Regions from separate parts of the Homo sapiens genome. Here regions 2 and 3 are each linked to region 1. Evidence: chromatin loops called from intact Hi-C (ENCODE). Cell type or tissue: dorsolateral prefrontal cortex. All regions are shown on one strand. Links, peaks and the distances in the headings refer to the core of each region. The heading gives the core; the rest is flanking DNA.

Evidence for each region. Hi-C counts contacts between places; a loop is a spot of excess contacts. Peaks named below come from ENCODE experiments on the same cell type or tissue, not always from the same donor. Only the 100,000 strongest peaks of a DNase experiment are listed, where the experiment ranks them.
Region 2: it touches region 1 in a loop (2.7-fold over the local background); 11 of 110 quality-filtered maps call a loop at or near these places.
Region 3: it touches region 1 in a loop (2.3-fold over the local background); 3 of 110 quality-filtered maps call a loop at or near these places.

What each region holds. Positions count from the first base shown.
Region 1 is chr2:235,429,156-235,438,981 of GRCh38, reverse strand. No RefSeq gene overlaps it. Among named protein-coding and RNA genes, the nearest start is that of AGAP1, 60 kb to the left of the region's middle. In dorsolateral prefrontal cortex, for the core only: CTCF peaks have their summits at 4,816 and 5,015; a DNase peak (open chromatin) is centred at 4,841; H3K4me3 peaks cover 1,429 bases; H3K27ac peaks cover 1,588 bases.
Region 2 is chr2:235,750,195-235,760,020 of GRCh38, reverse strand. It overlaps AGAP1 (ArfGAP with GTPase domain, ankyrin repeat and PH domain 1), which reads right to left. Exons shown (of 18, transcript NM_001037131.3): 6 at 9,533-9,667. All of the region lies in intron 3 of LOC105373942 (a long non-coding RNA gene), which reads left to right. Among named protein-coding and RNA genes, the nearest start is that of TNRC17, 240 kb to the right of the region's middle. In dorsolateral prefrontal cortex, for the core only: no CTCF peak of the experiment used is centred there; no DNase peak of the experiment used is centred there; H3K27ac peaks cover 1,553 bases.
Region 3 is chr2:235,547,429-235,557,254 of GRCh38, reverse strand. All of the region lies in intron 1 of AGAP1 (ArfGAP with GTPase domain, ankyrin repeat and PH domain 1), which reads right to left. Among named protein-coding and RNA genes, the nearest start is that of TNRC17, 34 kb to the right of the region's middle. In dorsolateral prefrontal cortex, for the core only: CTCF peaks have their summits at 4,972 and 5,171 (motif pointing right); a DNase peak (open chromatin) is centred at 5,144; H3K4me3 peaks cover 998 bases.

The DNA of each region.
Region 1 (9,826 bases), core at 2,923-7,922:
CTCCACCTTAGCTGTCACTTGAGCCTGAGAAAAAATAAGGGAGGGAGGGAGAGAGAGAGAAAGAGAGACAGAGAGAGAGAGAGAGATTCTCTAACATATCAGGCATGCTTACCCTCAAAGGAGAGTGAGATTTTTCTCCCTTCTGCCTATTTGTACCTGGAGGTTGGAATTTTTTTACTTTCTTTGTTTTTTTTTTCCTTACCTTGAAACCTACAGACTTTTGAAAAGATTACTATTATTATTTCAAAATAATACTGGATTCTTCCTGACCACCTAATACATTCAGAGGCCAGGCCCATATCTAGGTCATATTGTCTTTTTTTTTTTTTTTTTAAACTTTTACACTGCAGTTCTTTTGCAACCAGAAAGTTAACATAGTTTTCCAATTCACAAAGCCATGGGGCATGAGGAAAAGAGGTGTTATTGCTAATTTCTAACCTATAAGTTGGAAAGACATTTCCCAAACACTATACTATGAAACACTGGTACCGCAAAGTGTCTATGGCTATTTCATGGGCAGACCACTCTGTGATTAAAAAAACAAGAAAGAAAGAAAAGAAATTGTGAATATTGGTGATTCATTTAGCATTTTAAAGGCTTCTATAAGTTTTGCCATAAAGAAGTGTATCTAACATGTTAAGCTAGAATTCTCCAAACTTACTTGACTCTAGGAAAATTTTTCTTTAAGAATTGCCAAACCCAGTTATGGTGGCTTACTTCTGTAATTCCAGCATTTTGGGAGGCCAAGGTGAAAGAATTGCTTGAGCCCAGGAGTTCCAGACCAATCCTCACAACAAAGCAAGACCCTGTGTCTACAAAAAATAAAAAATAAAAAAAGCCAGACACAGTGGCCTGTGCCTGTAGTTCTAGCTACTTGGGAGGCTGAGGTAGGAGGATAGCCTGAGCCCACCAGTTCAAGGCTACAATGAGCTATGACCAAGCCATTGCACTCCAGCCTGGGTGATTGAGTGAGACCCCCTGTCTCTAAAAAAAAAAAAAAAAAAAAAAAAAAAAAAAAAAAAATTGCCATACAGTAAAGAAAATGTGGTATACATACACAATGGAATATTATTTAGCCATGAAAAAGAATGAAGTCCTGTCATTTGCAGCAACATGGACAGAACTAGAGGTCATTACATTAAGTAAGCCAGGAACAGAAAGACAAATATTAAATGTTTTTACTCATATGTGGGAGCTAAAAAAGAGGATCTCATGAAGATAGAGAGCAGATGGTGGAAGGGTATGGGGGAGAAGGGAATGAAAAGAAATTAATAGGTACAAATATACAATTTTATGGAAGAAATAAGACCTAGTGTTAGATAGATCAGTAAGGTGACTATAGTTTACAATAATCTATAGCAGGGGTCCCCAGCCTCTGTGCCGTGGACCGGTATCAGTCCATGTCCTGTTAGGAACAGGGCTGCACAGTAGAAGGTGAGTGGCGGGTGAGCAAACATGATTGCCTGAGCTCTGCCTCCTATCAGATCAGCGGGGGGCATTAGATTCTCTTAGGAGAACTGTGTATGCGTGGGATCTAGGTTGCATGCTCAACTGATCTATATACATTTCAAAGTAGCTTGAAGAGAATTCAAATGGTTCTAACATAAAGAAAGATAAATATTTGAGGTGATGGATATTCCAACGACATTGGTTTGATTTTTGCAAACTATATGAATATATTACATTATCACATGTACCCCTCCAAATTAATTAAGCATATGAGTGGTTCAATTTTCTTTTGCTGCATTGATCTATATCTCTATATTTTTTGTCAATACCACACTATCTTGTTAACTGTAGCTTTATAGTAAAACTTGAAATCAGGTAAAGTAAATATTCTGTCTGATTTTATTCTTCTTTTTCAAAATGATTTTGGCTATTCTAGGTCTTTTTCCTTTCCAAATTAAATTTAGAATTGACTTTTGAATTTCTACACAAAAGAATTGCCATTTTGAAAAATGAGGGCAGAGACTCTATGCGAAAAATTTCAGATTCCCTAACTACTTAGCAAATTGAATGAATGAATGAGCAAATGAATAAACAAATCATCTAGGGACCAAAGGCAAATAGCACATTAGAAGTGAGGAGCCTATTAGAATGATTTTGAACGGAGGCTCAGAATTTATTCTGAATCGTATTGAATTAAAAAAGTTAAATAACTGGGCCGGGAAAAGTGACTCATGCTTGTAACCCCAGCACTTTGGGAGGTTGAGGTGGGTGGATCACCTGAGGTCAGGAGTTCGAGACTAGCCTGGCCAACATGGTAAAACCCTGTCTCTACTAAAAATACGAAAATCAGCTGGTTGTGGTGGCATGCACCTGTAATCCCAGCTACTTGGGAGGCTGAGGCAGGAGAATCGGCTTGAACCCAGGAGGCGGAGGTTGCAGTAAGCCGAGATCATGCCACTGCACTCAGCCTGGGTAACAGAGCGAGACTCCATCTAAAATAAACAAATAAATAAATAAATAAATAAATAAATAAATAAATAACAGGGCCTATTCCTTTTACAAGCAGTTGAAATATAAGCTTGAGTGGCTGCAGTAAGAATAAATTCTGAGTCTCCATTCAAAATCATTCTAATAGGCCCCGCACTTCTAATGTGCTATTTGCCTCTGGTCCCTAGACCATTTGTTTGTTCATTTGCTCATTCATTCATTCATCAACCTGCTAAGTATTTAGGGAATGTGAAATTTTTCACATAGAGTCTCTGCCCTCAAGAAGCTATAGTCTAAAGACTAAGATGACAACTGGCTCCATTGAAGGGCAAGATAATAGTAATAATATCAATTAATCAATTAATTAACCTAGTAATTTAGTAAATAGTTATGGAATGCACTCAACAACATTTCTGGGGAAATGTGAGTAAACAAGTCCAAGTCCTCGCCCTCATGGGATTAGCACTCTGTTTAGGAGAGGCGGACAATAAACAAATACATGTGTAAAACATCGGTGTGTCAGCTGATGACATGTGTTGAAACTAGGGAATGGGGCCGGGCGCAGTGGCTCATGCCTGCAATCCCAGCACTTTGGGAGGCCGAGGCAGGTGGATCACCTGAGGTCAGGAGTTTGAGAGCAGCCTGACCAACATGGTGAAACCCCATCTCTACTAAAAAAATACAAAAAATATTAGCCGGGCGTTGTGGCGCATGCCTGTAATCACAGCTACTCAGGAGGCTGAGGCAGGAGAATCGTTTGAACCCAGGAGGCGGAGGTTGTGGTGAGCCAAGAGTGCACCATGGCACTCCAGTCTGGGCAACAAGAGCGAAACTCCATCTCATAAAAAAAAAAAAAAAAAAGAGAAAGTAGGGAATGGGACAGGGAGTGCCAGATCGGGAGAGTGCGAGATCAGGGTGGTCAGAACAGGGTTCATTGAGAGGTGACATTTGACCTCTGCGTGTGGAGTTGCTTACTTCCCTGGCGAAAAGCATGTCCGGCAATGGAAAGAGGCAGTGTACTGGCTGGGGATCTGGTCTGCTGAGACAGAGCCTTATATAATGTTGCGTAGTCACAGACTGACATCCCATCACCTTTGCCATATTCTGTTAGTTGGAAGCAAGTGACAGGTCTTGCCCACACCCAAGCAGAGGGCACCACAGGAAGGTGCCAACACCAGGAAGCTGGGATCATGGGGACTGTTTCAGAGTCTTTCCACAACAGGGCATTTTTCAAGGAGGCCAAATGGCATTTGAGGTTCAGAAACCCACCTCTCTGACAACAGCCCACCTAAGCACATGGAGAGTTTCTCTGTCCTACAAGTTTATTGAGAACGGGGACCTCTGCCTTATGTATTCCTGTACGTTCAGATTCTAGCTCAACGCCAGACACATAGTTGGCACTCAAAAAAAATGTTTGTGGCAATGAATTAAACGAATGAAGTTGTGTTGCATTACAGAATAGTGAAGTAACTGGCAAAGGGGGACCATTCCGTCCAACACTGAAGGAGATGGAGAAGACGAAGGTGAAAGAAGGTACAAAATAAACACATCTGAAATGGAAAGGGAATGGATATAGACAGTTTTGCATGCTTTCTGAAATATTTAAGATCTTCTTATTATTAAAGAGTTGTGTAAGGCAGTCACTAGGAACGAGAAATTGTCCCCCTCCAACAGGGCATGCTGTGCACATGATAAGCCTTTCCTGATAGGGAGGTTGGAGGAGCAGATGAGCAGAACACCGAATCTGGGGGACATCCTCAGGAGGGTCCCCAAACCTTATGATATTGTTAGGGTGAAGGGTTTACAGTCTGACCTGGATTATATTTCATGCAGTCATGAACAGCTGTGGGAAAATTATGACCACAGAGCATTGATTAACTGACCAATGTCAACATAAATGATGGTTTTTGGTGGGGTATAGTGGCTTAAGCCTGTAATCCCAACACTTTGGGAGGCCAACAGGTGAATTGCTTGACCTCCGGAGTTCGAGACCAACCTGCGCAACATGGTGAAACTTTGTCTCTACCAAAAATATAAAAACTAGCAAGATGTGGTGGCACACACCTGTGGTCCTAGCTATTCAGGAGGCTGAGGTGGGAGGATCACTGGAGCCCAGGTGGTGGAGGTTGCAGTGAGCTGTGATCATGTCACTGTACTCCAGCCTGGGTGACAGAGCAGGACCCTGTCTCAAAAAAAAAAGAAAGAAAGAAAGAAAAAAGGATAGTTTTCTATAGTGCTTCACCTGGTCCTGGTCAACATTTAAAAAACCTGAAGCTCCCTTGCTCAGTAGGGTCTATTGCTCTTTGGTGACATTTGTTCAAGTCACAGTTCCTCAGCTTAGATCAGCTGTGTCACTGGCCTTGCACAGTTCCCTTCCTGGCTATGATGGATGCCAAGGTGGCTGTCTTCCAAGTTCCGTCATTTCCACTGCACTCATTAGATCTTGTGTTGCTCAGCCTTATATCAGCAGTGTCAGTTCCTCTCCTAGCCGTGGCCATCTTCTTAGCGTGAACTTGTTATTAAAACTAGCTAAGACCTTTCCAGAGGCTCTTCTTTTAGCCAAATGAGACATCTGGTGGACACCCAGCTCCTCCATATATTTCAAACCACACTTTGTTTTTGCGATGGATTTGTGATTTAGGATGTAGGATGTGTGTGATTTAGGTGTAGGATGGAGTCATATGCCTCCTCTGAAAGGCCACACTTTCTCCCAGCTGAGTTGTTTTCCTTTCCTGGAATCAGCCTTCTTCTCCCCCCACTCCTCTCCTCCCCAAATGAGTTTCTACTCTTTCTCCATAGTTGCATTTACAAGCTCAAAATTCTGCCTAACTCAGCTGACAGTTTCAAGGCAAGCTTAGAGCAGCTCCCTTTGGTGTACAAAATGAGAATTCTTTTTAATGATGGTGAAATATTTAAGGCTGAATTATACTACTCAACTTAAACCCTTTAATGGAAATTACAAAAATATTTCCCTTATAACCATTTAAACCTGCCAAAAAGGTCACGAATGTGCAAGGAAGCATTTCAAGGTCACGCTGGAGACCGTGTCCTGGGCTGTGATTCAATTTTCGGTTGGGAGGAGGGCACACATGTGAAGTGGCGTCCCTTCTAGCTTTGGGGAAGTTATTTCTGTAAGTCCGGGGAATGTCTCCGTGGGTCCTGGGCAAGTGGCTCTTTTCTCGGCTATGTTCTCCGAGGGGAGAGAGCCTGTCTGCTTGGGTCAAGTCATGTCCTGTGAAGCCAGAGTGCTGTGAAGGTTCTTGGCACGGACTAGCTTTTGTGCCCTTAGCCACAGTGGTCTTTCCCTTGGGCTCCTTCCAACAGGATGGTGTGGGCATACGGTGCCAAATGGCCCTGAAATAGAGTCAGGGATGTGAGCACAGAGTAGACAGCTGCCTTGTAGCCTGACATCCGCCTAAACGCCCCACTCCATTCACAGGGCACAGGAAGAAAACCTGCTTACGTTCACATCACAGACCGGCATGAGTGCATTCTCACAGTTGAATTTTCTATATTTAGGCTTTTCCTTCATCTAGGGAAGCACCTGCAGGTTACTAATACCCCAAGGTGCTGATTGTTTTTTTTTTTTTTTCTAGAAATCAACACATCTAGGGGTTAATAGGCTAGAATGACACAAAAATAGTCCGGTACTTGCAACCACTAAAATATGTTAAAAACGAGCAGAGGAGTTATTCTAGACAGTTGGCACAAAAGTCAGAGCATCTTACTAAATAAAAGCTCATCTTGGAAACTTAGCATTGCTTTATTATACAAGTAATATGTGATCATTGCTGAAATATCGGAAGATTCAGATAAAGCAGGAGAAAACATGGGGAAAATACTTGTAATCAGAGGTAGCATTTAAGGACTTCTGAATGTCCTTGCAGAGTATTCCCCGTGTTATGTGGAAATAAATCACATGCCATTTATAACCTTTTTTTTTTTTTTTTTTTTGGGATGGAGTCTCACTCTGTCGCCCAGGCTGGAGTGCAGTATCCTGGCTCACTGCAACCTCTGCCTCCCAGGTTCAAGCGATTCTCCTGCCTCAGCCTCTTGAGTAGCTGGGATTACAGGCACCCACCGCCACATCTGGCTAATTTTTTTTTTGTATTTTTAGTGGTGATGGGGTTTCACCATGTTGGTCAGGCTGGTCTCGAACTCCTGACCTCAAATGATCCACCCACCTCGGCCTCCCAAAGTGCAGGGATTACAGGCGTGAGCCACCTTGCCCAGCCAGAACCTGCTTTTTTACTTAATATATTATGAATAACTTTCTATATTGATTAATTTATTTCTGCAGTATAACTTTTAAGGGCTGCACATTATTTCATCATATAGTTGTGCCATAATTTACTGAATTGATTCCTTAATTCTTGACTGATTAAATAGCTTCTAATCTTTCACCACAATTTTTCTAACAATAGTCATGAATGTTTGTAACATTTTTGTTTTGTGTCCCAGGTACACAGGATTGGATTGGGCATTATCTCCAGCTTGGGGCACTCTATCTTCATTAATCCATTTAAAAAAATATTTCCTATTATTTTTTTTTTCTTCTTCACCCTCATTCCACGTCTCACTCCATTTCTCCCCCTAGATCCTACTTTTGAGTAATTTCTGTGGTCCTTCCGATCTATCTTCCATTTTCTACACCTTTATTTACATGCAGGTGTAACTGGTGAAAGATATATATTGCTTTACGTGTTTTAAAATGTGAACTTCTTAATTTTCCTTCAACATTACGTAGTGAGCATTTCTTATGTTGGTTTGTGTAGCTTCCTTCCTCCCTTTTGATTTCTGGGGCTTATTCAATCACGTGCAGGAACTGAATGTCGTGTGTCTTTCCATCCTGGTGCTGGACTTTTAGATTATTCCTAACTTTATGCTATTATAAGCAATGCTGTAAGGAACATCCTCATAAATGTACTCTAGTGGCCTGATGTGCAAGTTTATTGGAGGTATTTACCCTGGAGTTGAATTTCTAGGTACCATTACATGTGCAGAGTAATTTCCATTAATTAGCTTTGCCAGTTTATACTCCTACTAATGGTATATGGGGACTCATGCACTGCCCCCCACCCCCCAATAGGATCTCGTTTAAAATTGTGGGCCAATCTGATAGTTACAAAGTGACCATTTTTACTGATTTAATTTATGATTACTAATAGGGACATTTCATTATGTGTTTTTAGCTATTTTTTTTCCATCTGTGAATAAACTCTTCATAGCCTTTTACCACCTTCTATTTTTTCATTATACATTCTAGGCTTAATTTTCTTTGTTATATATGCTGAGGTCATCCTTCAGTCAATTATCTGCCTATTAATTTTATCTCTGAATTGAAATCTTTACCTTTCTGTTGGTCTTAAACCATAAATCTCCTCCTTTATGGTTTGAGCTTTCAGAATCTTATATAAGAAATCATTTCTCACCCCCATAGAACAGAGTTCTTTCTTAATTAACTACTTCCTTAGAATACATTATTTAGAAATGGTATTGCTGGGACAGTAAGTATTTATTAGATCCTTTTGCTTACAATGGAAAGAAATTTAGCTCAAACAGCATAATGTAATCAAGGAAATTTATTGGCTCACTTAACTGAGAGATCAAAGGCATGGGGTCAGCTTCAGGAACAGCTGGATCCAGGAGTTCAAATAATGTAATGAGGGCATTGGTGCTGTGTCTTCCCATCTTTGCCCTGTTGCCTGGGCTTGATTTTCAAGCAAGAAGTCTCTATGTGGTGTCAAGAAGGAACACTGGCCAGTTTTGTCCCATGAAGTCTACAGAGGTTGCAATTGTCTTTCCTGGTATCCCGGGGAAAAGTCCTGAGGAAGGCTTTGCCTAGTAGCTTTGAGGTAGGAGGTGGGACTTACTCCAGAGGTGGGGCTTGGACACTGGACTAAATTGAGGATTAGGTAAAACAGGTCCAAGGCGGAAGTAGCTTTCCATAAGACACGTACACCAGTGTGCCATGTCAGTTTACTATTGCCATGGCAACACCCGGAAGTTACCACCCCTTTCCATGGCAATAACCCGATGACCCAGAAGTTACCACCCCTTTCCTAGAAATTTCTGCACAATGTGCCCCTTAATTTGCATGTAATTAAAAGTGGGTATAAATATGACTGTAGGACTGCCTTTGAGCAGCGACTCTGGGCACACTGCCTGTGGGGTAGCCCAGCTTGCAAGGAGCCGTACCTCTGCTGCTGCTGTGCAATGCCGCTTCAGCAAAAACTGTTGTCTAACACCACAGGCTCGTCCTTGGATTCTTTCCTGGGTGAAGCCCAGAACCCTCCTGGACTAAGCCACCATTCTGGGGCTCGCCCGACCTGCATCAGCTTGAGTCTCACATCTACCCTTGGGAATAGGGAGAAATGGCTCTTGATTTGAAGCATTCTGAACCGCCCCCCACCCCGCCGAGAAAAGGAGAACAGTGGTTTCCCAGAAGGGGACATACTGGACAAATAAGCATATGTCCATATTTTTTTACTTTGTGATACATGTTGGTTCCAGAATAGTGAACCAATTTCCATTCTCAGAAATAGCCATGAGTGTGTCTATTCCTTTATGACACCCTTCCCGACAGTAGGTATCATCATTTTAAAGACATTACAAGTTTAATAGACAAAAGACGACCCTGCGATTCATTTGATTTTTTGTTTGTTTTGAGATGGAGTCTCAATCTGTTGCCCAGGCTGGAGTACAATGGTGCAATCTCTGCTCACTGCAACATCCATCTCCTGGGTTCAAGCGATTCTCTTGTCTCAGCCTCCCGAGTAGTTGGGATTACAAGTGCCTGCCACCATGCCCAGCTAATTTTTGTATTTTTAGTAGAGATGGAGTTTCACCATGTTGGCCAGACTGATCTCGAACTCCTGACTTCAGATGATCCACACGCCTTGGCCTCCCAAAGTGCTGGGGTCACAGGTGTGAGCCACCATGCCCAGCCTGATTCATTTAATTTGATTTTCTGTGATTACTATGGGGGTTGAGCATATCTTTAAGTATTTATCAGTCATTTGCTTTGAAGGGGTTTTCACGTATTTATTGGTCATTTGCTTTGGCGTGTGACATGGTGAGATCATTTCTTCCCCTTCACAGGGCACAGCACTTGCTGGGTAATAAGGGAAATGGCCGGTTCTCTGGTTGGGATGCCTAAATCTGAACCTGGGAGTAGAAACTAGGGTGAGATTCTATTTTATGAAACAAAGGTGGGCCTGCCTTCAGCAGAAGCCTGGGGATACGTTTCCTAACCTATTGTTGTTTGCCTGATAACCAATGTCACTTTCTTTCCCCAACCTGGCAATAGCTTATATTATCATTCATTAAATGGGAGTCCTTCTGAATTTCTGTCTTCTACATATTCATGGAGACTGGGGGTTTTTGTCCA
Region 2 (9,826 bases), core at 2,262-7,261, 320 kb before region 1:
GTAAAACATGTGCTTTTATAGCTTCATGAGGGTAAGAATTTTTCAACCCAAACTAATTTTTTTCTAAAAATAGTAACTCAAAAGTATTTTTCATTTTGTTGGATTTTTTTAAACCTCTGAATGTATGGTTTACTATACAAAAAGCTTTATTTTAGTTTTGGTATTAATTTGCTATTTCAGTTTATAATTTAACCCTGTTGTAGAAAGAGCTTCTTTGGTTAAGAACTGAATTCGAAAATGCATATGAAGAAAGGAGTTGACAATGTCATGTTTCATAAAAATGATCACCATCAAACATTTATGTATTTTCCCATCCAAATATAAACCAGGGATATGGCATAAGAGAAAGACCCACACAAACCCACCAAGGCTTCTTCCTCACATGTGCGCCCCCACCAACAGGCTGAATCAAGTCTCCTTACAGTCAACAGCAGGTCTGCACCTCTCCCATTCGCTGGGAGATAAGCTACTAGGCAGGTCAGATGTGGCTCTTCTGGAGACCATCTGCAGATTCTCACATGCACTGGATGGCCCTACATGTGAAGCTGCCAGGGCCGGGCGCGGTGGCTCACGCCTGTAATCCCAGCACTTTGGGAGGCCAAGGCGGGCGGATCACGAGGTCAGGAGATCAAGACCATCCTGGCTAACACGGTGAAAGCCCGTCTCTACTAAAAATACAAAAAAATTAGCCGGGCGTGGTGGCAGGCGCCTGTAGTCCCAGCTACTTGGGAGGCTGAAGCAGGAGAATGGTGTGAACCCAGGAGGTGGAGCTTGCAGTGAGCTGAGATCACACCACTGCAGTCCAGCCTGGGTGACAGAGCGAGACTCCATCTCAAAAAAAAAAAAAAAAAAAAAAGAATGACATCAACAACCCTAGGGCTAACGACACCAGAATGTCTCCCAAACCAGCATCAAACCCCCTTATATGACCGGGTGCCATGGCTCATGCCTGTAATCCCAGCACTTTGGGAGGCTGAGGCGGTCGGATCGCTTTGAGCTCAGGAGTTCGAGACTAGGCTGGGCAACATGGCAAAACCCCATTTCTACTAAAAATACAAAAACTAGCTGGGTGTGCTGGCACGCACCTGTAATCCCAGCAACTTGGGAGGCTGGGGCGGGAGGACGGCTTGAGCCCAGAAGGCAGAGGTTGCAGTGAACCAAGATTGTGTCACTGCACTCCAGCTTGTGTGACAGTGAGACATTGTCTCAAAACAAAACAAAAACAACACGCCTTACGTGACTTGATCATTTAACTCTTGAAGAATGTTTTCTGCTCAGCCCCCAACCCCCATTTGTATTGGTACCGCATAAGTGCTGCCAGAGCCTTACAGAGGTCACTTTCTTCATGTCATCTTTGTTCTCAGAAAATGTTCAAATATGAACCCCCTTAATGAAGTGTAATTTAAGCAGCTGAACCTCTTTCATACTGTCCCAATACACATCTACCACCCATCTGTCCCAGGAAGTCTTAGAAATAAGACTTTCAATGTGTGGAGGGGGTGAGGGTGTAGAGACGGGGACAGTGATGAGTACAGGTGCACAGCCAAGACCACAGGTAGAAACGGGAAATGATGGCCTCGCCTGACACCAGCTGCACCATGTACCTCTGGGAAGGCAGCATTTCCAACAATGTAGTCCCAGCTGTAAACTGGGCCTAATAAGATCCACTATCCTACATCATAAGCCGTTAAATTGTTGCATAATTATTAGTCATTACTACAAGTGATTAAAAAATGGACAATTAATGACCCATTAATCCACCTTTTCAACATATATCAAGTGCCTAATGTACACATATACATGGCTTGCTTTCAAGTGTAAAAAATCTTATTTTTTGAAGTATTCCCTCGCTAACACACATATACACACACACATGCACGCATGCACACACACACTAGTTCCAATCTAATCTGTAATAAAGGAGAAAAAAATAGCAACAAAAACAAATCATAAAACAGGCCACCCCGACAATGAAAATTAAGCTGATTTCAGGAAAGAATGGAATAGGCTTAACTGATACATCCTTTAACAGCACAAGGACTGTGGTGTGAGCAAAACAAAATGGTCCAAGATGATGCAGGACCCAGGAGAAGAGGCCCAGAAGACTGCTTACATTCACAGATGCTCTAGTGCGTGCAATTAGGTTGCACAAACGGACTCATTAACATAGCTCCCCTGGTTCTGGACACTCCTGTAATTAGGACCAGGCAGCTGCAGCCATTTAATGTGAGATGGGGTTCTTTGCACACACCAGGATTTCAATCTCTGGAAGCAAAGCATCAAGAGCACACCGAGGCTCCCTGACTTCCCGCACAACCTTGGTAAAAATCATGCAACCTCTCCCAGCTCGGGCTCTCGGCATGGGTTAGATAGGCCCAGGTGAGCCGTTACTGGGAAGGGACAAAAGACAAATGGAATGGCTTCTATAAAAGTGCTTTCCAGAATGTTAACTGCAGCACAAACATAAAAAGCCAGGGGCAATGAGGTCAAAGGACTGACATGGATCTGCCTAGACCAGGAACTACTCTACCAGATAAACACCCATCCACCAGGACGATGTACACAGCGTGTGAACAGAGGAAGCCCTAATAAGCCACAAGGCTGTGGCCACACTAGCACCTGGCACACAGAGCCCGGGAGCACTAGCACCTGGCACACAGGGCCCGGGAGCGCTAGCACCTGGCACACAGCGCCCTTCCAGTGCCACTGCCCAGCTTTCCCATACACCTAGAACCTACTGTCTCTCCCTCCACAATAATGCAGATCTGTTCTAGGACAGAAGTCTATGTGAGATCACCAAACTGGCCCTGGAGACCGTTAAGCAGAGAGATGATAATTTGTAATTTATCTCTTTGACATGGATCTTGACCTGGTCTAACAACTACTATCAAAGTTCTGCATGTAGGTTTTCCTATGGTCATATGAATACAAGCTTAAGACGCTGACGTTTTGGTGGGGAGCACGTCCTAGCACAGTGCAGATCATATATCTAATGTGATGTTCTGAACTGGGATTTAACAAGTGACTAGAAGGTTCAGAAAATGCATGCAAGAATATTAAATTCTATATAGCAGCAGTCCCCAACCTTTTTGGCACCAAGGACTGGTTTCATGGAAGACAATTTTTCTGAGGATCAGGGGTTGGGGGGCAGGTGGGGGATGGGGATGGTTTTGGGATGAAACGGTTCCACCTCAGCTCGTCAGGCATTAGAGTCTCCTAAGGAATGCGTAACCTAGATCTCACGCATGCACAGTTCACAACAGGGCTCGTGCTCCTAGGAGAATCTAAGGCTGCTGCTGATCCGACAGGAGGCGGAGCTCGGGGAGTAATGCTCACTTGCAAGCTGCTCACCTCCTGTGCAGCCTGACTGGGGACCCCTGCTGTATACAAAACATGCTGGGATGCAAATAAACAATCCATGCATAAAACCACACTGTGGACCACTCACGTACATCTTTATCAGCTCATTCTAGGAGAGGGGGAGTGAAGAGAGAAAGGGCATCGAGCTGCTTGGAGAAGAAATGAAAACAATTCTTTGTACCACTATCAGGTTGTACTCCTGATTGCCTATGAAAGGGAAACCCCTCTTTCTTTAGGAATCAGGGGCCTTTAAAATCCCACATGCCATACAGCTACCACAAAGACACCATAATTTAACAATCATAAACTATGCCCAATAAAAGTTAGGGTGCATTGGCTCAAGAATGTCAAAACCAACAAAAAAACCCTGATCCTGTCTCCCCGATTGAACAGATGCCACAACACAGGCCCCTGTGTTCCTCTGTGGCACCGCCACCCGCAGCAGAGAAAGCTCCGAACACGCTACTCAGGAAGACGAGAAACTCAAAGCATTTGAAGACAGGCTAAAATTTACACTCTCCAAAACCTAACTGCAGGGAACGACAGTGCTGAATGCACCATCTCCAAGAATATACAGGCAGAGCCCGCTCTCCACTCTCTTCCTCCCAAGGTGCACGTGTAATGCTCAAAGGGGCCCTGTTGCTACCTATACACAGCTTGCTACCACCTTGAACATGACTTGGCCTTCTGAAGGGAGGATTTATTTTTGTCACTAAGTTATAACTATTTTAGGTGACCTTTCAGCATGTAGGCTGAAAAATCCCATCACCAAAACTATACCCTTCCTGACCTTCCGGAGACCTGACTACAGTCCCATGTCAGACACACACTCTGTCTGTCCAGAAGAGCTGCTTGCTGCCACTCAGAAAGCTGCTTCTTCATATGAAGTGGGAAAAATGTCTCTTTAAAGAAGAATCGCAAGCTGGGTGCAGTGTGTCATGCCTGCAATCCCAGCACTTTGGAAGGCCGAGGCCAGAGGATCACTTGAGGCCAGGATTTCAAGACCAGCCTAGCCAACATGGCAAAAACCAGTCTCTACTAAATAGCCAAAAAGTAGCTGGGCATGATGGCGCACACCTGTAATCCCAGCTACTCAGGAGGCAGAGGCAGGAGAACTGCTTGAACCCGGGAGGTAGAGGCTGTAGTGAGTCTAGATCGTGCCACTGCACTCCAACCTGGGTGACAGAGACCCTGCCTCGAAAAAAGGGAAGGGGAAGGGGAGGGATCGTAGGACCAGAGGAACAATGTCTACATGGAATGAACTTTATTTTTCTGTAATCCTTCATGTTCATGTATCCAGGCCCTAGGAGAACAAATCAACAGGGACTTTTGAAAAATTTAATGCCAAACACTGAAATCACCATTTTAACTTTAAAAATAGAAAAACTTGTATATAGGTTATTTCCCAGTTGCAGGAAGAGGCAAACAGAGCCATGCAGAATCTGACAGGCACAGAGCCGCTGGCTGTGAAGCAATCTAGGAACGAGAGCCCTGTGCAGTCCCTGCAGACGGACCTGCAGCCCCCAGCTGCCAAGTCCGCACATCCAGCCCGCCCCAGCCCCCAGTGCCTCCCTTCCCCAGGGCTCTGCTGAGAATCCAAACGGTTGGGTACCCACAGCCCACGTCCGGCTCAGCTGCCCAGGTCAAGCAGAAACCATCTTGTGGAACCAGCTCACCCAGCCCCGCAAGCCACACAAACTCGCCTGTGAGCAGGAGCGAGAACGCTCCACCCCCAGAAAGCAGCCTGGGCTGCCACACTTCTTTTCCACCCCTGAGCAAGACACAAGGTCATGTTTCTGGGTGACCGTTTGATGTTTACCCTCCCTAGTGGACCTTAACTTCACGGAGGAAGGGACCCTGCCTGCGCTTCCCAATCTGCCTCTAGCCCCTGACCAGACGCACAGTGTGTGGGAAGCTGGTGCTCAGATGAACGAGTGACTGGGTGGATGAACCAGCCTGCTAGGCTGCTTCCCAACACCTACAGCCACTTGCCAGTAGCCATCTGGAAACTCCATGAAAGCAAAGTAAACAGGACCACACAAGCGAACAAAAAGTGAATGCAAGGTTTCTCCATTCATTTTTACAATGTCCTTTTGTTACAAGACACTAAGAAGTCAAATGTTGGAGAAGAAAGAATGAGGTCCCTGGCCTTTTAAATGAACCTCGGTACAGAGCCAATCAGGAACATGGCCTCCGCAGGGCAATGGAAGCAGCTGGATTTTTTTTTTTTTTTTATTTACAAGCCAAACATTATGTAGAAATTACACGCTTTTCCTTTATGTTTTCTTTCTACCATATACAGGTATAAAAAGTAAATAAACAAAGTAAGCCCTAGGGCAAAAAAGAAGCCAGAGAGTTATCAAGAAATGTGAATAAACTGAGTCGGCGAGCAGGCAGGGGCCCTGCTGGCTGGGTGCATCCCCTGCAAGGCCCTCCCCAGACCTGTGGGCAAAGCTGGTGTGTTCTTAAGGCCCCAGGACCTGATTTGCTTCCATTTTAATGACAAAATGTCCCGGTGCTGTGGTTAAGTCGAGGCTCTCAGGTCCCAAGATGGGGGATCCAGTCCAGGCTGTGTCCCTTTGGGTCAAGCTATGTCATTTCTCTGAGCCTCAATTTCTTCAACTTTATATAAACCTTACAATGTTTAACTTTCCTTGAGGATTTTTACTTTGTTATTAAGGATTGCTAAGTACTGAATAAAGCTCCTACTCAGCAACTACTTTTCTCACTAACAATGAGAGTGTTTGTGATTTACATGAAAATACATATACAAATAAGAAACCATATACCATATAACTATGATATAAAATATACAAAGTAACTGATTTTATTTTAAAAATGTTATCTTCATATGAAAATATTTTAAGGACAAAAAAATCGCAATAGTCACGGAAGTTGTAGCTTCACAGGTATTTGCTTTTCAAATTCCATAAAATCCTACTTTTTTTTTTTTTTGAGACAGAGTCTCGCTCTGTCACCCAGGATGGAGCGCAATTGTGCAATCTCAGCTGACTGCAACCTCCGCCTCCCAGGTTCAAGCGATTCTCCTGCCTTGGCTTCCTGAGTAGCTGGGATTACAGGTGCCTGCCACCATGCCCGGCTAATTTTTTGCAATTTTAGTAGAGATGGGATTTCGCCATGGTGGCCAGGCTGGTCTCGAACTATGGACCTCAGGTGATCTGCCCTCCTCAGCCTCCCAAAGTGTTGGGATTACAGGCCTGAGCCACTGCGCCCAGCCAAAATCCGAATACATAATGAGAGTGTATTATTTCTATAATACGAAACTGGAACGGAAATCTCCTGTGCCCATGAAAACGGACACTCATCACAGCATCACCTGGGGAGGTGCGACATGAGCTGTCACAGTAACGGAAACGCTTTTTCTGAATATTTTAAACTAATATTTAGAAATATCAGTCCTTATTCTCCTCTTGCCACCCCCAACCTGAAGAAAACGAAATGCTTCCAACACAGAGGTGGGTGGCTGCCTGTCCTCTGCCTTGAACGTGCTGGGTGTGGTATGGAACTCAACCCAAATTCTTATACTGAAATCCTGACCCCCAGGGGAATAAGAGGTGGGGCCTCTGCCAGGTGACTGATCACAAGGGTGGAACCCTGTGATGGGTTAAGTGCCTTTATGGGAAGGGACTGGCGAGGGCTTGTGTCCTCTGTTCTCCACTATGCAAACACATATCCCACTAGGAGGATGGCCCTCAGCAGACACCACACCCACCAGCACCTGGCCCTGGACTCCCATCCTCCGTAAGTAGGACAAGTAAAAGTCTGTTGTATAAGCCACTGGGTCTTGTTAGAGCAGCCAGAACGTACAAAGGCTGTTTGGCAGGAAGGCAGCATCATCCTGACAACCCCCAGTATTCATTAATTGACAACATTATTTTTATAAGAAGCACTCATCAATTTATGGAAAACTCATGTATGTTAACCGTGATAAATACAAAAGCAAAGGAGTCACTGTGGAAACTAAACTTATCCAGACAACTGAGTCCCTGATATCCTGCATCGGGGACCGGCAAGCTCTCTGCACGGGGCCAGAGAGTGAATATTCTGGGCTTCTCAGGCCGCAAAGACCCTCATCTCTGCTGTCACAGCTGGAGAGGGGCCCAAACCCGCTGCAGCCCATCGACACAAAGCGTGGCTCTGCGTCATGAAAAGTCTATTTACAGCCAGGCGCGGTGGCTCATGCCTATAATCCTAGCACTTTGGGAGGCCAAGGTGGGCAGATTGCCTGGGCTCAGGAGTTTGAGACCAACTTGGGCAACATGGTGAAAATCCCATCTCTACTAAAATGCAAAAAATTAGCCAGGTGTGGCAGCGTGTACCTGTAATTCCAGCTACTGGGGAGGCTGAGGCACAAGATTTGCCTGAACCTGGGAGGCAGAGGTTGCAGTGAGCTGCCATCACGCCATTGCACTCCAGCCTGGGCAAAGAGCTAGACTCTGTCTCCAAAAAAAAGAAGAAAAGTCTATTTATGAAAACAGGCAGCTGGCCTCATGCACGGGCCTGGGGACCCTTCATCTACGACGCTTTACTTCAACATTCACAGGGGCCTCGGCAGCGCAGCGGCCGACAGTGACCTTGCTCCATTAGGGTGCACCTCTCAGAAGAGCTCTAAGGGCCTCCCTGCACAGTTCTTCCAAGTCTCACTAACATCTCACTCATGTTCACCAGCACGGCTTGAAATGAGGTTTACTCCCCACAGGACATTCTCCCGACAGAGGCAGCAGGAGGTGCCCGAGATATACGTTAGTGGAGGGAAGAAGGGGCTGTGGGACCCCAGCGACTTTGTGCTGATCCTCAGGGGACCCTGCGCTTCTTCAGCATTGGCACTGGATAAGGCGAGAAGAAACCTAAGCCATGAAGCAGTAACTAGGACCAACGTGCTGAAAAACAGGTAAGTATCTGAGAGGCAGAGATGCGCGGGAAGAGACGGCAGGCTTAGAAAGGAACCTCACTGCTCCAGGAAAGAAAATGTGAAGTTTGAGAACTGATGTCATCTTTGAAACTGAGTTGAACAGTGAATGTACAGAATCCCTACAATTTCATCTGAAGACTAATTTAAACATGTAATAGAAAATTGCCCCATTTGGAGGAAGTCCCGGGAACAGTCCTGCAGCCACTGCTTTCACCGTGGGTCTTCAAGGTCAGAGCGCGGCGAGTCCTCCATCACCTTGAAGCGGCTCCAGCACTCTCTGGAGAGCCCGAGTGTGGCTGCCCTGCTCTGCCCCCGACAACCCCCTGGGCACCAGAGCAGGGGGACAGGTGGCTCTGCCCCCATGGATTTAAACCAGAAGGGGAGAGGACCCTACAAGTGACTTCCACCACTCCCACCAGCAAGGGGACCCTCTGCCAGAACCATGCCTCTCCCAAGCTTCCAACTTGAAAAGACTGGCTTTAGAAGTATCAGTCCTTATTTACCCCAGACCCTCCTATCCCCAGGGTGACGCCACCTCTCCCGCCCACCCCACGCATCTGCACAGGCTCCTCTCTCATAGACGACGTCTGGCGCTATGATCATCCACAAGTATGTGACCCTCTTGCAGAACCTCATGCTCTCCTAGGAGAATTTTCTGTCTGATTTGTGGCTGTTCCTGAAGGTAGGTGATCAATAATGAATAAAATAACCTAAAAACAATTCCAAAAGGCTGGTCCTCACCCTCTGCTGTGAGTGGTATCGTGTCATTTTATTATTTTTTTGGTGGGGGGAGGTCCAAACTTGACTCTCTCTCTCCTCCTTTCAGTTCTCTTCTCAAAGCCTAATATCAAATATTTAAACTGCTTTAAAGGACGGGACTGGATTAAGAATGGGCAATTACAATAAAGAAATGCTCACAAACAAGTTTTACAGAGCACATGGATGAGTAACAGCTCAAGAAATGTTCTATCCTGTACACAAAAAGGCCCCATAGGAGACACACAGACCCAACACCAGGCTGTTCTCAAGCCATGCCTTGTTGTCTCTTCTGAACACAGCACTGTTTATATGAAACATACCTGAGAATTGCCTCTGGAATGGACTGCTCTCGATACTAATGCCCACCCATCAACGACATATTTCCACCACCCACATGCACAAGTGCAGGCAGGACTGACTTCTTGAAGTGCCTCCCGTCTATCATGAACTGAAATTAAACTCCCAGCCACGCGCATTTACCGTCCTGGAAGACCCTCTCCACATTCAGCCCGTATGTAGCACACGTCTCGTAGTACGTGCACCGTTTCAGGTCGTTGGAGAGCTTCCTCGCCCTGGCGTCATCGATGACCCTCGGGTTAGCAGAACTTATGGCATCTGGAACAGAAGACCAAAAAGTAACGGCACAGTGACAATGACAGCTCTAAATACTTCCTACACTCCCCACAACACGGAAAACCAGTACCTTACTCAGCAGAAATGTAATTAGTTTATGAATCTGGAATTGTAGAGCATCGTTTGCCTCCCAACTAAGAG
Region 3 (9,826 bases), core at 2,788-7,787, 120 kb before region 1:
CAGCTCAGTTCCAGCCTTCCCCTCTCATTCCAAGTGGCAGTTCCCAGGGCTTCACCTCCCAGGATCATGAATGGTGGTTCACGTCCCACAGGCTCTGCTATGGAAGCAAGCAGGAGGCAGACCAGGTCAGCAAGACAACCAGACCCACGGGCTCCAGAGCTCACCCCAGGACCCAGTCCCCTAAGTCCCCAGTCCCGCGCCAGCTGGGAAGGCCAAGTCTGCCTTCGGGATCCGCCCCCCAACCTCCAGAAAGCCCTGAGTTGCACAAAAGAGGTGTGCACTAAACGCTATATCCTCAGAAAATGATCAAACCTGGATTTAAAATAAGACAGCCCTCAGTTCAAACTTGACTTCTACATTGCCAATGAAGAGCAAAAGACCACACAAGCTTAGGTCAGGAATTTAGCCAAGACACTTCCAGTAACACATTCACTCCAGGGTAAATAAGTGCCACTTCTCAAATATACAATAAGCAACGACTTTCAGATTCACGATCTTACAGTCTGAAAAGTTTAATATTCATCTTACTGTACTTTCTAAGGCAGTAGACACATATAACTATCTTACATTCATTTGTGTTAATTTACATATAGTAGCATGTTATTTACTTGCACATAGGGGAGAGAGGGAACCAGAGTATTGGAAAGGAAGACCACCTTCCACTGAACTCAGCAGAAGGCTCCTGATGCCTTCCCTCCCCCAAGGTGCCTGGTCAGAGCAGAAAACAGGTAAACGGTTAGGCACTCATGGCCCTCTGCTGAAGCCCTTCTCTGGTTTGTGTCACCCCAAAGTCCCCCAAGACTGCCTTGTCCCATCCTGAAGACCTAGGTGTGGGCAGCCTGGACGAGACTGGCCTGGGCCTTGGGGTCAGTGTCCCTCCTCTCTCTTCTGTAGCCACTGGAGCAAAGGGTAGCCCCAGAATGCAGAAGGCAGGTATAGGCCAAGGACAAAGGGGACCCAGGGGGTCACAGGCTTGTTCTTGGACCTGGACCTGGGGGCTGATCAGTGGCCTGGACAGAAAGGGTGCTCTGTGATTGGCCAAGGCATGAGGGGGCAGCTCTGAGGAGCTGCTGCAGGTGTGCAGGCCACGGTCCACCAGGCTGGCTCCCTCCCACATGCACAACCCTTCTTCAGGTCTCAGTGCCCCCGTCCATCCTTCTGGAGGCTTCCAGAAGCCAAGCTGGAGGCATTGCTCTCCTGCAGGATGCTGTTTCTCCCTCACATGTCCCACGTGCCCCACAGGCAGAAACACAAGGACACAGCAGATAGGTCTACATCGCTTTGTTTTTGAGGTCTAAGTATTGCTTTGCCTCATTGTGTACATGGCCCAGAGCAGGTGCCCCAAATATTCCTCAGCCAATCAACCAACCAACCAATCAATGCCCTGCACAAACCTGCAAACTCAGGCCTCACACACATGGCATGACCCCGAACCAAGTCACTATTTAACTTCTGTAACTCAGAAATGAGTGATGACCCCCAAAGTCTCCTCTCCTGAGCACTTCAGCCAACCAGGGCTTCACTACGGTCTGAATCACAGAAGGAGACTGACAAGGCCAAAGCAGAAGTTCAAAAATGTGGTTTGGGCCAACTTCCTTATATTCTGCCAAAAGGAATCTGATGAAAAGACCCCAAGGCCTGCATAGCTCATGCACAGCCCGGCCTCCAAACATGACTACCTCTTCCTGCTGCAGGACAGCTGGCGGTGGCAGAGGGAACATGACATAAGCTGCCTTCGCTTGCAGCCAGTGACCCCCATGCCGGCCCCAGTCCAGCCCTGGATGTGCCTGGAGAGTGTGCCCCACATGCCTATTCCCTGAGCTCCACCCATCCACCTGCTTGAGGTCCACGTGTGTCACTGGCAGGAACCAGCCATCTATGAGCATCTTCCTGTGCAAGTGGCCAGGCTTTGCAGACTGGACTGGGGACTGCCTTTACTCAGACACTAGAAATGGAGACCAACGAACACAAAGAGACAGGGCAGGGCGGCAGGTTCTGTGCATCACAGAAGTGGGTGGGAGCGGCAAGAAGGATGGCACTGCAGGGCGGGCAAGCCTCTGGCTCCTTTAAGAAAGACTTTAGAAACATCCATCTGGAAAGAAGAATCAGCAACCCCTGTGCCTCTGCCTAGGAGCATCCAGGCTGACCCTGGCGGCCGCGCTCTCCTCATCCCAGCCCCACCCCACGATGCTGAGAAGGCAACTGCTCCACCTCCTCTCCAGGACCCTCTACAATTGAACTGGCTGGAGAGAAAGCATTGTTTGAAAAACTCAAGAAACAATTCTGGCCAGGCACCGTGGCTCACACCTGTAATCCTGGCAATTTGGGAGGCCAAGGCAGGCGAATCACCTAAGGTCAGGAGTTTGAGACCAACCTGGCCAACATGGTGAAACCTTGTCTCCACTAAAAACACAAAAATTAGTCAGGCATGGTGGCAGGCGCCTGTAATCCCAGCTACACGGGAGGCTGAGGCAGGAGAACTGCTTGAACCTGGGAGGCAGTGAGCCAAGACTGCGCCACTGCACTCCAGCCTGGGCAACAAGAGCGAAACTCTGTCTAAAAAAAGAAAGAAAGAAAGAAATGGTTCCGTGATTTTAAAAGGGAAAGGAAAGAGAAGAAAGAAACAGCTCCAAGTGGCATCAAGGCATTTTTCAAGGCACTTGGAACCTCCAACCACAGGCGTGTAAATGGACCATCCTCCCTAAAGCTGGAGCCCTTCTGGTGGTTTCCTGAAAGGCACTGGGAACAGCAGGCCCACATGCAGCAGGGGCTTCTGATTAAAGGGCTGTAACACAGCAGCATGGCCTGGCGTTTTCTTTCCTTCCCAGGAAATCAATGCCCGGGCACAGGTGCCCCATCTCTACTCTGGGGTTGTCAAGAGCTCACCCCTGGGCCCTGGGAGGGACCTCAAAACAAATGTCACTTGGCCCAGTCACATGCAAACTTCCCAAATAAGAAACCCAAATAAATGGTGCGGAGCAGCTAAGCAGGCCACTCTCTGCTTCAGCGTGAGCACCGTAAGGCAGGCTGGACCACGCTAATTAAAATGAGATGCTCAAGATCAGAGTTCCTAATTACCTGCCAAATTAATGTGCTGTCTTATAGGCTCCTTCTGCTTCTCCCAAAAGTCCTACCTTCACTCAACCTTTCTATTTTTGAAGATCACTTTCCCCAGAGCCCTTCGGCAGGTCTCCTGCAGTGACTGGGTGGTATTAGTTACAAATAAGCTTCCCTAAATTTCTGGCCAGAGGTGAGTCACACAGAAAACCTTTGTCCACCCAGTAAGGGGTCCAGGAGGGCTGACCTCAGAGGGCTGGTCTTGGCACACGCCGCACCACGGGGTGGGGTGGGAGGCGGAGGCAACCGTGCTTCGGGATCCTTACGTGGAAGTTCCTTTCACTTATCAAGTGAATCAAGCCATTGTCGGGTGGAAATACGACGTCAGTTGCTCAGCATGAGGAGTGCCACTTACGAATGTCACATGTGCTCAGAGGTGCCCTGAACGCTCCTCTCCTGCACCCCACCCTCACCTGCTTGAGACTCTGGCAGTTGGCTCCCTCCAAATCCAGGGCCCTGGAGGCAACTTTCCAAATGCTGGCTCCAGACGTAAACTGTACCTGGGTCACCAGGGACCAGGCTCCACTTCACGCACAAATGCCACACCCCCAAATGTGAGCCAACAGGCCAGAGAGATGCGTGGACTCGCCTTCTTAATATTGACAATGATGATTCTAGCAGAAGCAATTGTTTACTAACTACTCACCATGTGCTAGTGACCTCAAATCAGTTCTTAACTAATCCTAGCAACACAATCATGTAGTTTTTAAAACTAGCTGTGGGATTAAAGGAGAAGTATGTAAACAACTATGTTTTATTAAAAATTCACAGGAACATCGTGACCTGACCAAGACAAAAAAAAACCCAACTTCCTCTGACCCCCACTGCCTCCCAGATGTCCAGTCGTTGGTCATCTCTTGATCTCAACCCCCTCCTCTTCCCCCAGCCCTTAATATAAAAAGCCTAAAATCTGTACTGACTTAAGACAGTACTTGAGAATGTTAGTTCACCATCTTCTTGGTTTTCAAATATACCTGCTGTTTCTCCCACCAACCCTTGTCTCTCAAGTCTGGCTTTCGAGTGGTGAGTAGCTGACTGTATATTCAGTTATAGTATTAATGCTACTTGCAGATGAAATAAAGCAGAGGCTCAGAGGAACCACCCAGCTAGGGAGCTGACTGAAAACTGAAACCCAGATGTGGCTGTCCCCATACCCTTCACTGTGTCACACACACAATCAGATGCACATGTGTGGATGTATGTGTGTGAGAAGTTACGACCAAGGCAGGCGCTGCCTCTCTGCACTCCTTGAGCCCACAACAAGGCCTCCAATGCTCTGCAGAGTCAGAACCCGGCTCAGCAGAGAGAGATGGGGCCCATCACACTCTGTCAGGCACTGCATTCTGCAGCTGGCTTTCTGAAACTCAACTCTCTCCACTTTGGCCACTGCTCTCTCCTCACTCTTCACCTCTCTGAACTCTCCTGGTCTCCTTTTCCTCCATTCTCTGGGTTAAGCCTCTCTGCATCCCTCACCCACAACCCAGCTCCAAACCTCTGCCAGGTGTGTGTGCACCTGCCCATACGCCGCATCCCCAGTGCCTGGCCAATGGGAGCAGCATCCCCCTACACACATTGCGGGTGAGCTCATGAGGGCAACTGAATCCAGGTGTGAATGAAGGAGTAGCAGAAAAAATCCCACACTTCCCAGGAAGTCCATTTCCCAGTGCTCTGCACTGCACTCAAGCAGCCAATGGCTCTACTTGACTTAGTTGGTCTTCCTGACCTCCAACAATGCCAAGCCTTAAACACATAATGAAATCCCACTTGCATTATAACGACACCAAGGCAGCACTCCAAACCTGGCTTCCTAAGCTACTTCCAGTTATTAAATGTCCCCGATAGGATTTCTTGGCACCAATGTCTCTCTCTTTCCTGCAGAAACTGTATTTCTCAACACCAGCAATAAGCAGAACTGCAGGTGGTTCTCAGAAGCCCTGTCCAGACTACCGCGGCCAGAGTTACGGGGCAATGAACACCAAGCACACAACAAACACTTCCCTGCAGGCCCCTTCCAGCGGGTGGCAGTACCGCGGCCAGTTATGGGGCACTGAACAGCCAAGCACACAACAAACAGTTCCCTGCAGGCTCCTTCCAGCAGGTGGCAGGGACCAGAGAAAAAAACATTAGCTCTACAACTCCAACTAGAGTTCTTTCAAGAAATCTTGTGAACTTCCTTTTTAAAAGACGGTAAAATTAACCAGGAGAAAGCTGGGATCGCCCTCCTGGCTCCTCACAGCTGAAAGACAGCAGTGGCCGCCTCCAGCATCACTAGAAGCTCCTGAGGCCCAGCAACGCTCAGTTTGTGTTCTCCAGAGGACCCTCTTTCTACGCCTTCAGGATCTACCAGTCAAGGTGAAGAGCAAAGGTAACATTCAGAGAAAGTCTTTTAGGGTTTGTCCTGCTTTCCCTAAAGATGCTCCACTCACAAATGCTCAGCAAACATCCTGCAGGAAAGAAACAGCACCCACCTGCCACGTGCCTTGGAAAGAAAAACGTTTTAATTAGTCTCACAAAGTGTCCTTAGAATGCATGCAGCTCAGGCTGGCAATGGTAGTTGATGCCTATAATCCCAGCACTTTGGGAGGCTGAGGTAGGTGTATCCCTTGAGCCCAGGAGTTAGAGACCAATCTGAGTATCACTGGACGACCCGTCTCTACAAAAAAAATCAGCCAGGTGTGGTGCTGCGCACCTGTAGTCCCAGCTACTTGGGAGGCTGAGCTGGGAGGACGACCTGAGCCTGGGGAGGTTGAGGCTGCAGTGAGCTATGATCAAGCCACTGCACTCCAACCTGAGTGACAGAGTGAGACCTTGTCTCAAAAAAAAAAATCTGTCTAGCCCCTCTCTCCTCACCCTTTCAGAATCAACTCAAGAGATGCAGAGGCCTGGAAATCCTGATCCAAGAAGGCATACAAGTGAGACATGAAGACCTTTCCCGGGTGGCCCCACCTCAGATGACATCAAGCAACCAACTCACACCACTGGAGGTGGCCAGGGAGGTGGGATGCCCCCGACCCCCCACTTCTCTTCCTCAGAAGCAAACTCACTCTTAAGAAACACTATCTATGGCCGAGCGCGGTGGCTCACGCCTGTAATCCCAGCACTTTCAGAGGCCGAGGTGGGTGGATCACTTGAGGCCAGGAGTTCGAGACCAGCCTGCCCAACATGGTGAAACCCCATTTCTACTAAAATACAAAAATTAGCTGGGTGTGGTGGTGCACGCCTGTAGTCCCAGCTACTCAGGAGGCTGAGGCAGGAGAATTGCTTGGACCCAGGAGGTGGAGGTTGTAGTGAGCCGAGACAGTGCCACTGCACTCCAGCCTGGGCAACAGAGTGAGACTCTATCTCAAAAAAAATAAGATAAAAATAAATAAACACTATCTCATCAGCATCAAAGAGCTCACTCTTTGGCCACAGGAAGGATTTGCGATCGTCACTACATTCCGCATCATGCCCGGAGATCCCCACGCCTCAGGTGTGGATGGTGCTGATCCTGTGCTACAGTCCTGCTGGGCCCTCGGCACCTCTGCGGCAAACACACCTGTCTGTGGCTCCCAGACCGACGCCTGCAGACCCTCATCAACTCTGAGTCTGGAGTCGCAGGTGTGGGGTGGGGCCCAAGAACTGGCATTCTAGCACACTCTGGGCAGGCACTGACACTGCTGTGAATGGCATTTGAGGAGAGGAAGGCAGAGCTGGGACCAGGACCTGACAGCCCGTGTGCATGCTCAGTGACTCCCAATGACGAACAGCTATGAGAAGTCACTGGCAGTGATTTTATGAAGAGCTCAAAAGGCAAAGGGAACACAGAGCCCCAGAGAAAGAGTGCCAGAGGGGACCCTAGTACAGGGCATGAACGTGGGGACGTGCCCTCCTCGCCAGTCAGGGCTGCGGAGAACACTGTGACGAGGAGGTGCCTCGGGCTGCCTGTGTGCTCGGTGATAATCCACCTGCTAAGACTGCCACGGGTGCTGGGAGTGTGCAGGCTGCACGCAGGATGATGGTTCTGCCCCACTCAGGGTCTACTCCAGATGTGGACATGCCACTTGATCTCTGAAGCAGCAACCCTACCCGTCCTTCCTAAAAATGTACAATACAAGGACATCCATCATATTATACAGCTGCAGACACCAAAGAGTTATGTGAGACTACCAGAGCCAAGGCCCAAGGCCCAGGTGGTTCCCCCACCACTGAAGACAGCTTCACACCTGTGGTCATCCGAAAACGTCCCCAGCCTCTCATCACCCTCCACCTGCGCAGGGCGAGTCCTCCCACTCACTCCACTAATCCCCATGCTCCCGGGGATGTTAGGCCGCGGTGAGATGCAACTAGGATGTTGTCTATACCTGTTTGTTAGAGTAAGAATCCTGAGAGGTGTAAACAGTTCTATATAGAACGCGAACTGCTAAGAGCACTCTTAAATGCATGTGAATGCTCGTAAAGTATCAATACATTTGCCAGGTGCTAAAACGTGAACAGTATTAGGCTCATTTTTAAAAAATTAGATGGTGCCAAGGAGTTTTAAAGAAACAAAAGTAATCCAAAGGAACAAAAGCTGCCCACAGGCACGCGGAAGACGGAGGAGCAATGCAACTCTGTACGTGAAAAAGGCTGCCAACACCATCTAGAACAGCAAGGCTGGGCTAAAGGCACAGGCTGGAAGCGAGGGTCTCATGCTGGCTGATGAACACCCTGCATTGCCTCCCAACCTCAACAGCATCTCTCCAAGTAGCTGGGGGAGCTCTCTGGGGTCCTCTGACAGGAGGAGGCTTAAGCAGTCTGCAACCCTGCACGCTGACCTTCCCAGGTGAGAGCTGGCATCCCAGCAGGCTGCACTCGCCAGCTCTCTCCAGTCATCCCTGTCCTCCACGTTCCCCCCAGCTTTGTCACCTACAGAAACCAGGCCCTTCTAGTTTGTATTCCTTAGAAATAAAAGGTCTGGAAAATCCTGCTGAACGTGGCAAACTGTCCTCAAAGAACTAGGAGGTATAAAATCCAGGAAGAAGAAGGCTTGAATGATTTAGTCATTAGCATGAGCTCCAAGTACCCTGGGGTTGTGTCTCTACAAGGAGAGCAGGTCCCAGTTTCTGCACAAGCTGCCCTGCAGTGCTTTCCACCCAGGCTCGGACCACCTTGCAAGCAAAGCAGGGCAGGTCCGCTCCAGAGCAGGGGTACAGATGCTTTTTCTGTAAGGACCAGGTACAAACACAGCCAAAGGCAATATAAGCGAAAGGCTATGGCTGTGTTCCAATAACCCTTTATGTTCAAAAACGGGGCAGTGGCCTGAGTTGGCTAACCCACGTCCCAGAGCACCCCTAGTCAAACGCATGGGTACTTTTGTAATGAAAGGTGCACTCTCACATGAGCAGATAACTCAGGTTCTGCTGCCAAATGAGTGGGCTGCAAAAATCAGTGCTTTGGGGTTTTTGAATTCCAGATAAGGGGCTGCAGGTCTTCATACATCGTGGCATTTTTTTTTTTTTTTTGAAGACGGAGTTTCGCACTTTTTGCCCAGGCTGGAGTGCAATGGCGCAATCTTGGCTCACTGCAACCTCCACCTCCTGGGTTCAAGTGATTCTCCTGCCTCAGCCTCCCGAGGAGCTAGGATTACAGGTGCATGCCACCACGCCTGGCTAATTCTGTATTTTTAGTAGAGACGGGGTTTCACCATGTTGGCCAGGCTGGCCTCGAACTCCTGACCTCAGGTGATCCACCCACCTCCCAGAGTGCTGGGATTACAGGTGTGAGCCACTGCGCCTGGCCCATTGTTGCATTTCTGAAGGTAAGTTGGAGAGTGCTGAAAGAAATCTGAAAGTGGAGGAGAAGGAAATGGGAGAAAGTGAGCCGATTCAGCAGCACCAGCCTGCAGTGCATTTTACATGAGCGACACTACAGGAACAGGAGAGCAGTGTGGCGTGCAGGGCAGCCCTGTCACTACCAGTCCAAGGGAGACGAGACGCAGTCCACTGAGTGCTTGACTTAGCTCTCTGCCCTAGGACAGGAACAGCAGAGCAATCGTGCCATTTGTTTTCTTGCTTTAAAATGGACACAGCTATTTCTCACGACCCTGGGGCAGAAACAGCAGCCTGAGGCCAACCCTCTGTCCGCAGCTTGGCTAACAAATATTGTAGCTGTCACCGCTATACCTGCATTCTCATGAAATAATTCAGGAACCGTGTGCTAAACACAAACAGGCGTGGAATTTCACCGGGCTCTTTTCTGTTCAACGCACAGACACCAAGCATCTGCCTGTTGCCTCCATTACCAAGTTCACCCTGGCATTTGCAAATTCAGCTTCTCACGGGAGCAAGGGGAAATAAGACCAACCCCACAGTAGAAAGGACTCATGGCCGGGCATGGTGGCTCACGCCTGTAATCCCAGCACTGTGGGAGGCTGAGGAGGGCAGACCATTTGAGGTCAGGAGTTCGAGACCAGCCTGGCCAACATGGCAAAACCCCGTCTCTACTAAAATACAAAAATTAGTTGAGCGTGGTGGTATGTGCCTGTAATCCCAGTATTTTGGGAGGCCGAGGCAGGCAGATCACCAGAGGTCAGGAGTTTGAGACCAATCTGGCCAATATGGTGAAACCCCATCTTTACTAAAAATACAAAAATTAGCCAGGCGTGGTGGTGCATGTCTGTAATCCCAGCTACTCTGGAGGCTAAGGCAGGAGAATCGCTTGAACCCGGGAGGCAGAGGTTGCAGTGAGC